Regions from separate parts of the Homo sapiens genome. Here region 1 is linked to region 2. Evidence: read pairs that join two places in POLR2A ChIA-PET (ENCODE). Cell type or tissue: A673. All regions are shown on one strand. Links, peaks and the distances in the headings refer to the core of each region. The heading gives the core; the rest is flanking DNA. Region 1 overlaps KLHDC4 (kelch domain containing 4). Region 2 overlaps BANP (BTG3 associated nuclear protein).

Region 1 (2,906 bases), core at 129-2,628, 270 kb before region 2:
TCACTGCCTAAATGCGATTTATCAGCAAACGCAATCCAGTCAAAATCCTTCTGGACTTTTAACATTAGAATTTGAGGGCCAGGCGTGGTGGCTCATGCCTGTAATCCCAGCAATTTGGGAGGCCGAGGGGGGCAGATCACTTGAGGTCAGGAGTTCAAGACCAGCCTGGCCAACACGGTGAAACCCTGTCTCTACTAAAAATACAAAAATTAAGGCTGGGTACAGTGGCTCATGCCTGTAATCCCAGCACTTTGTGAGACCGAGGTGGGGGGATCACCTGAGGTCAGGAGTTCAAGACCAGCCTGACCAACGTGAAGAAACCCCATCTCTACTAAAAGTACAAAATTAGCCGGGCATGGTGGCGGGCATCTGTAATCCCTGCTACTCAGGAAGCTGAGGCAGGAGAATTGCTTGAACCTCTGAGGTGGAGGTGGCAGTGAGCCGAGATCCCGCCACTGCACTCCAGCCTGGGCGACGAGAATGAGACTCCGTCTCCAAAAAAAAAAAAAAAAATTAGCCAGGCATGATGGCAGACACCTGTAATCCCAGCTACTCGGGACACTGAGGCACAAGAATGGCTTGAACCAGCGAGGTGGAGGTTGTAGTGAACCAAGATTGTGCTACTGCACTCCAGCCTGGGCAACAGAGCTAGACTGTCTCAGAAAAAAAAAAAAAATAGAATTTGAAAAACTGATGGTAAAGCTCATAAAAACAAAATACATGAAAAAAGCAAAGACTTTAAGTAAATGAGAAAAATCCTCCAACCTATCAAAATATACCATAAAGCTACAGTAATTAAAATAGCATAAAAAATGATACCAAGAAAAGATCAATGAATCAGAAAAAACCTCAGAAACAATACAGACCTTCTCCCTTCTCCTGTGCACGTACAGTGTGCACGCACCAGGTTCTCCAGATCACTGCGTCAGCACACACTTGCAAGTGCACACACACGAGCACACACACGCTCACACGCATGCAGTCACACACATGCATACACAGGCATAGACAGGCACATGCACTCACATATGCTCACACGTGCACACATGCAATCATCTGCACACACGCGGTGCACACACGTGTACACATGCAGGCTTTTTTCCAAGCATATGTTGTTCTGCATCCTGTTTTTTGTATATATTTTTGTACGAAATAAGAGGAAGCATTTCTTTAGGGTATAATCCTTAAACTTGGGGGTCAGGGGACACGCACATTTAAAATTCCAATGAGCAGGTGCCACCCACTGAGCGGTGGGGGCATGTTCTCTCCACCCTCACCCTACACCCATATTGCCCAGCACTGCTCTCACAACACCCGCCCTGGGGCCGGCCATAGGGTGCCCTCTGCTCCGCCTTCTGCTCTTGCAGCACCCGCCCCGGGGCCACCTCTTGGTGCCTCTGCCCAGCCCATACTACCCAGCACTGCTCTCGCAGCACCCGCCCCAGGGCCCGCCCTGTGGTGCCTCTGCCCCGCCTTCTGCTCTGCTGCAGAGGGCACCACCTCCCGGAACGTGAGCTCCGCCTGATGCTGCAGGTACCTTCTCCCCACCAGTCACCATTTTTAACTTTCCCTGTGGCATCATCTTCCACACAAAGACCTTCCTGTTTCATATGGGCAAATCCATCCACCTCTTCTGGCTTCTGCTGAATGTCTTGCTCAGAAAACCTTAGCTAAGATGCGCTTGGAGCTGGTACACAACAGACTGCAGTCAACTGTCACCGCAAGAGAAGCGTTCACTCGCACTGAAGGTCTTCAAGACGACATTGGGGCAGGGTGGGAGAGGGCAGGCTGAGGCCATGGGGACAGTCAAGGCGCCTGGTGTTTATGAGGGCAAGGGCTCAGCACCCCGAGCTGACTACAGGGTGGGAGAGAATGCGGAAAGGGACACGGACATCAGCTGTCAAAGAACATCTCCTGCAGACCATTTGTCACCGCTGTGCGTCTCGTCAGGGTCTTAACAACTGAATAAGGCTCAACATTAGGCATCTCCCAATCACAAATACATTAAGCAGCAGTAACCGAATCCTGCTGAGCAGTAGAAATACAGAAATTAAGCAGCTCAGCCTGGCACAGTGGCTCACACCTATAATCCCAGCTACTCAGGAAGCTGAAGTGGGAGAATCTCTTGAGGCCAAGAGTTCAAGACCAACCTGGGCAACATGACAAGACCCCATCTCTAAAAAAAGAAAAAAAAATTTAATTAGCCCGGCACGGTGGTGCACGCCTGTAATCCTGGCTACTAGGGGGGCTGAGGCAGGAAGACCACTTGAGCCCAGGAGTTTGAGGCTGCAATAAGGTGTGATCACACCACTGTATTCCAGCCTGGGCAACAGAGTAAGACTTTGTCTCTTGAAGAAGGAAGAAAGAAAGAAAGGAAGGAGAAAGAGAGAGAGAGAAAAGAGACAGAGAGGAGAAAAAGACAAGACCACAAAGAGAGAAAGAGAGAGAGAGCGAGAAAGAGAGAAAGAGACAGAGAGAGAAAGAGAGTGAGAGAAAGATTAAGCGCACACCCTCCATTCCCTGACCTCCAAATCCGTACTCACAACAGGCTGTGTCTCCTTATCAGACGCACACTCCACACGACCTTCCAGGACCAAGGGTGACCTGCGGAACCACACCCTGGCTGCCAAGGCAAACGTCTCAAAGCAATGCTCCGCGAGGTATCTCTGTTCATCCCCCACACAGGTCTCCCTTGCTAATGGTTACTTAGGCCAAGGAGAACCAGAAATCACCACCAGAGACAGATGCCTCCACAAAGGGTGATTCTGGCAAAAAGAAGAGAGTGAAGCACATAATGACCCTGTTCCTGCCCCACCACTCCCTCTAGAGACTGGAACTGGGGGCCAAGAATCGCAACTACATTGTATGTTTGCAGGATCACTATTAAAAAAAGTCTAATAGCTTCT
Region 2 (2,906 bases), core at 298-2,797:
TCTACCCTTCCACAGGGGAGGACGTGCTGGGGGAGGGGAGACTCTTGCAGCCTCACTTTGGTTCAACTTCAGGGTCAGAAGAGATTGGGCAGCTGCTGAGCTTCCAAGCAGGAATGTGAGTTTTCCCGTTTATGATCATCTGTGGAGCTTTCTTCCATCACACGGGGAGGCTTTGAAAAGGCAGCCTTTCACATACCGTACTTGGTCAACCTGAGGACAACCCGGAGATGCCGTTACACAGAGAAGGAATCCGTGGTTCAGAGAAGACTAGTGACTTGTGAAGGGTCAGCTAGGAAGCTGAGAGCCCACGCTTGGGAGGGAGGGAGGCGGAGAGGTGTGGAGGGGCTGGCGGGCGTCACTGCCTGGGCAGGCAGGTGGGAAGTCCCACTCCATCGTCACAGGAGTGTGCTTTGCAGGCAACCTCAGGCCACTCCAGGTGTCTGGGCACCGTGTCTCCTCCATGTGGAGTGTGGGCCTGTCCACGGGTCCTTGCTGTGGCCTCACTGACAGTGCAGAACGTGGCGCATTCCCACACCTGAATGCGCTGCTCTGGGCGGCTGCATTGTAACTGCCCTGAGAATGCTGGCGTCAAGGGCATGCTGTGACTTACACTGTGCAGAGGCAAGGACTGGCATTGTGTGCACGGGGGCGACGCCAGGCCGGCTGCTGATGCTAGAGCCCCTCACCTCTGCGTCTTTCTTGGTGGGAGTGGCTGGCCAGTGGGAGAGCATGGCTGGCAGTGAGGTGTGAGGGACCCCGGGGAGGGTTCCGCTCTGCAGGTGGCTGGGGCAGGTACCAACTGTGTGCAAGGATATCGGTATTGCTGGGGTCCCGGGTCCAGGGTGAGCAGAGTGTGTGACCGTGTTGGCGCTCAGGTCCCGAGGCCCTGCAGCCCCACAGGCACGTGGCCGCTTCTCGGGGGTGGTGGGATCGTGTCTGTTCCGCGTCAGTTCTTTCTTGGGCAGCAGTCGGAGGCTCCAGCGCTCTTGGTGACTGCCTCACAAGTTACGAGGGATTTGCCCAGCCCTGCGTGGAGCATCTTTCCCGACTGTGCCTGAGCAGAGCGCTCTGCTGTCCTGAATGTGAGCTTATTTGAGCCTTGGCCATCTGAGGACCTGTCTTCTGTTTTTCAGAGGACTACCCCAATGGCACCTGGCTGGGCGACGAGAACAACCCCGAGATGCGGGTACGCTGCGCCATCATCCCCTCCGACATGCTGCACATCAGCACCAACTGCCGCACGGCCGAGAAGATGGCGCTCACGCTGCTGGACTACCTCTTCCACCGCGAGGTGCAGGCTGTGTCCAACCTCTCGGGGCAGGGCAAGCACGGGAAGAAGCAGCTGGACCCGCTCACCATCTACGGCATCCGGTGTAAGTCGGGCCCCGCCTTGGGGGACTGGGGTGTGCGGGGAGCTGGGTCAGGACCCACATTTCAATGCTGAGGACGCTGGCATCAGTAGCACCGGCACGGGGCTGCGTTTCTCCAGGCGGTTTGAAATCTCAGCCCGAGGATCAGTGCTCGAGGGGATGGATGAGCTGTTGACCCTGATGTGCTTATTACGCACGGCATGCCCGCACCAAAATACCTCATATACCCCATCATATATATACCTACTGTGTACCCTTAGAAGGTGAAAAACTCCTCGCCTCCTGTCTGTAGGCCACTCTTGAGGAAGAGAGAGGAGGAGGAGAGCCGGGGCCTTCCCTGCTGTCCTGGCCACGCTGACCCAGGCCCCCCTGAGCCTCTCCTAAGCGGGTGGAGTGCCACCTGCCTCCTTCCTTCTGAGAGGGCTGGGCCTCAGCAGCCGTGCCAGGGCCTCAGCGCTGACCTGGCTGTGATGGGAGCCAGGAGAGCTCCAAAGCCTGATTTTCGTGCCCAGCCCGGCCTGTGACGTCTCCGTCCCCTCTGAAGAGCGGGATTTGCTCCAGGTGGCGATTGCGGTACTGCCCTTCAATGGCGTTTGATGGGCGCTCAGGTCCTCCTTGCCAGCGTCCATGGTCCATTTGCTCCACAGAGCCCGTCTGCTTCAGAAGCCGTCCTCCTGGCTTCTAACGAAGATGTAAAGTGAAGCAGCAGCAAACGCAAGAGACACGAGGCCCCTGGCGGGAGGGTGTGGGAGGGTGCAGTGGCCTCCGGCAATCTGGGCTCTGGAGAGTCACCTCAGGGGAGCGTGAAATGTAAATCTGATCTCGAAACAGGGCGAGCGAGGCAGAGCATTCAGCGTCCAGGATCTCAGCATGCCGGGGGCGTCCGGGATCTCAGCGTGCGGGGGGCGGGGCGTCCGGGATCTCGGCGTGCGGGATCTCAGCGTGCGGGGGGCGTCCGGGCGTGCGGGATCTCAGCGTGCGGGGGGCGGGGCGTCCGGGATCTCAGCGTGCGGGGGGCGGGGCGTCCGGGATCTCAGCGTGCGGGGGGCGGGGCGTGCGGGATCTCAGCGTGCAGGGCCAGCTGTTCCAGCAGGAAAGAGCCTTGCTCCTCTGGGAAGCACAGTGTGGCCCGTGAGCCTCTGTCAGGAGCAGTGGGGGAGTGGAAGGGCTCCGCTGTTCCGTAGCTGCTGTGAAAATGGGGTCTGAGTAAGACTGGGGTGTCGTGCTGACTGCAGGTTTTTCTGGAAGCTGCTGAGAGGTGGGTCCAGGTCCCACCCACATGCGTGTGAGCAGGTCATGGCATCTTCCCATGTGCCATGTCTTGTCCCAGGCGTGTGCCCCAGCTGTCAGACACCAGCGGGCGCCCATCCTGGACCCTGAGGGTAGTATCAGATAACTCCTGGGAGACCACACGTGGGGCCTCCTCACAGCTTCTCAGCGGTGGAGTAAAGCAGGTCAAGAGGATCAGAGGGTCATGGGGCAGGGGTCACCCTCAGCCTTCTTCTGAAGGGCCACACGGCAGATATTTCAGGCTTT

Evidence for each region. ChIA-PET counts read pairs that join two places held together with the same protein. Peaks named below come from ENCODE experiments on the same cell type or tissue, not always from the same donor. Only the 100,000 strongest peaks of a DNase experiment are listed, where the experiment ranks them.
Region 1: POLR2A ChIA-PET joins it to region 2 with 5 read pairs; 2 of 35 experiments call an interaction of 5 or more read pairs at or near these places.

What each region holds. Positions count from the first base shown.
Region 1 is chr16:87,743,921-87,746,826 of GRCh38, forward strand. All of the region lies in intron 5 of KLHDC4 (kelch domain containing 4), which reads right to left. Among named protein-coding and RNA genes, the nearest start is that of KLHDC4, 21 kb to the right of the region's middle. In A673, for the core only: no CTCF peak of the experiment used is centred there; no DNase peak of the experiment used is centred there.
Region 2 is chr16:88,017,295-88,020,200 of GRCh38, forward strand. BANP (BTG3 associated nuclear protein) reads left to right here. Exons shown (of 14, transcript NM_001386991.1): 7 at 1,134-1,373. Among named protein-coding and RNA genes, the nearest start is that of BANP, 67 kb to the left of the region's middle. In A673, for the core only: no CTCF peak of the experiment used is centred there; no DNase peak of the experiment used is centred there; H3K27ac peaks cover 276 bases.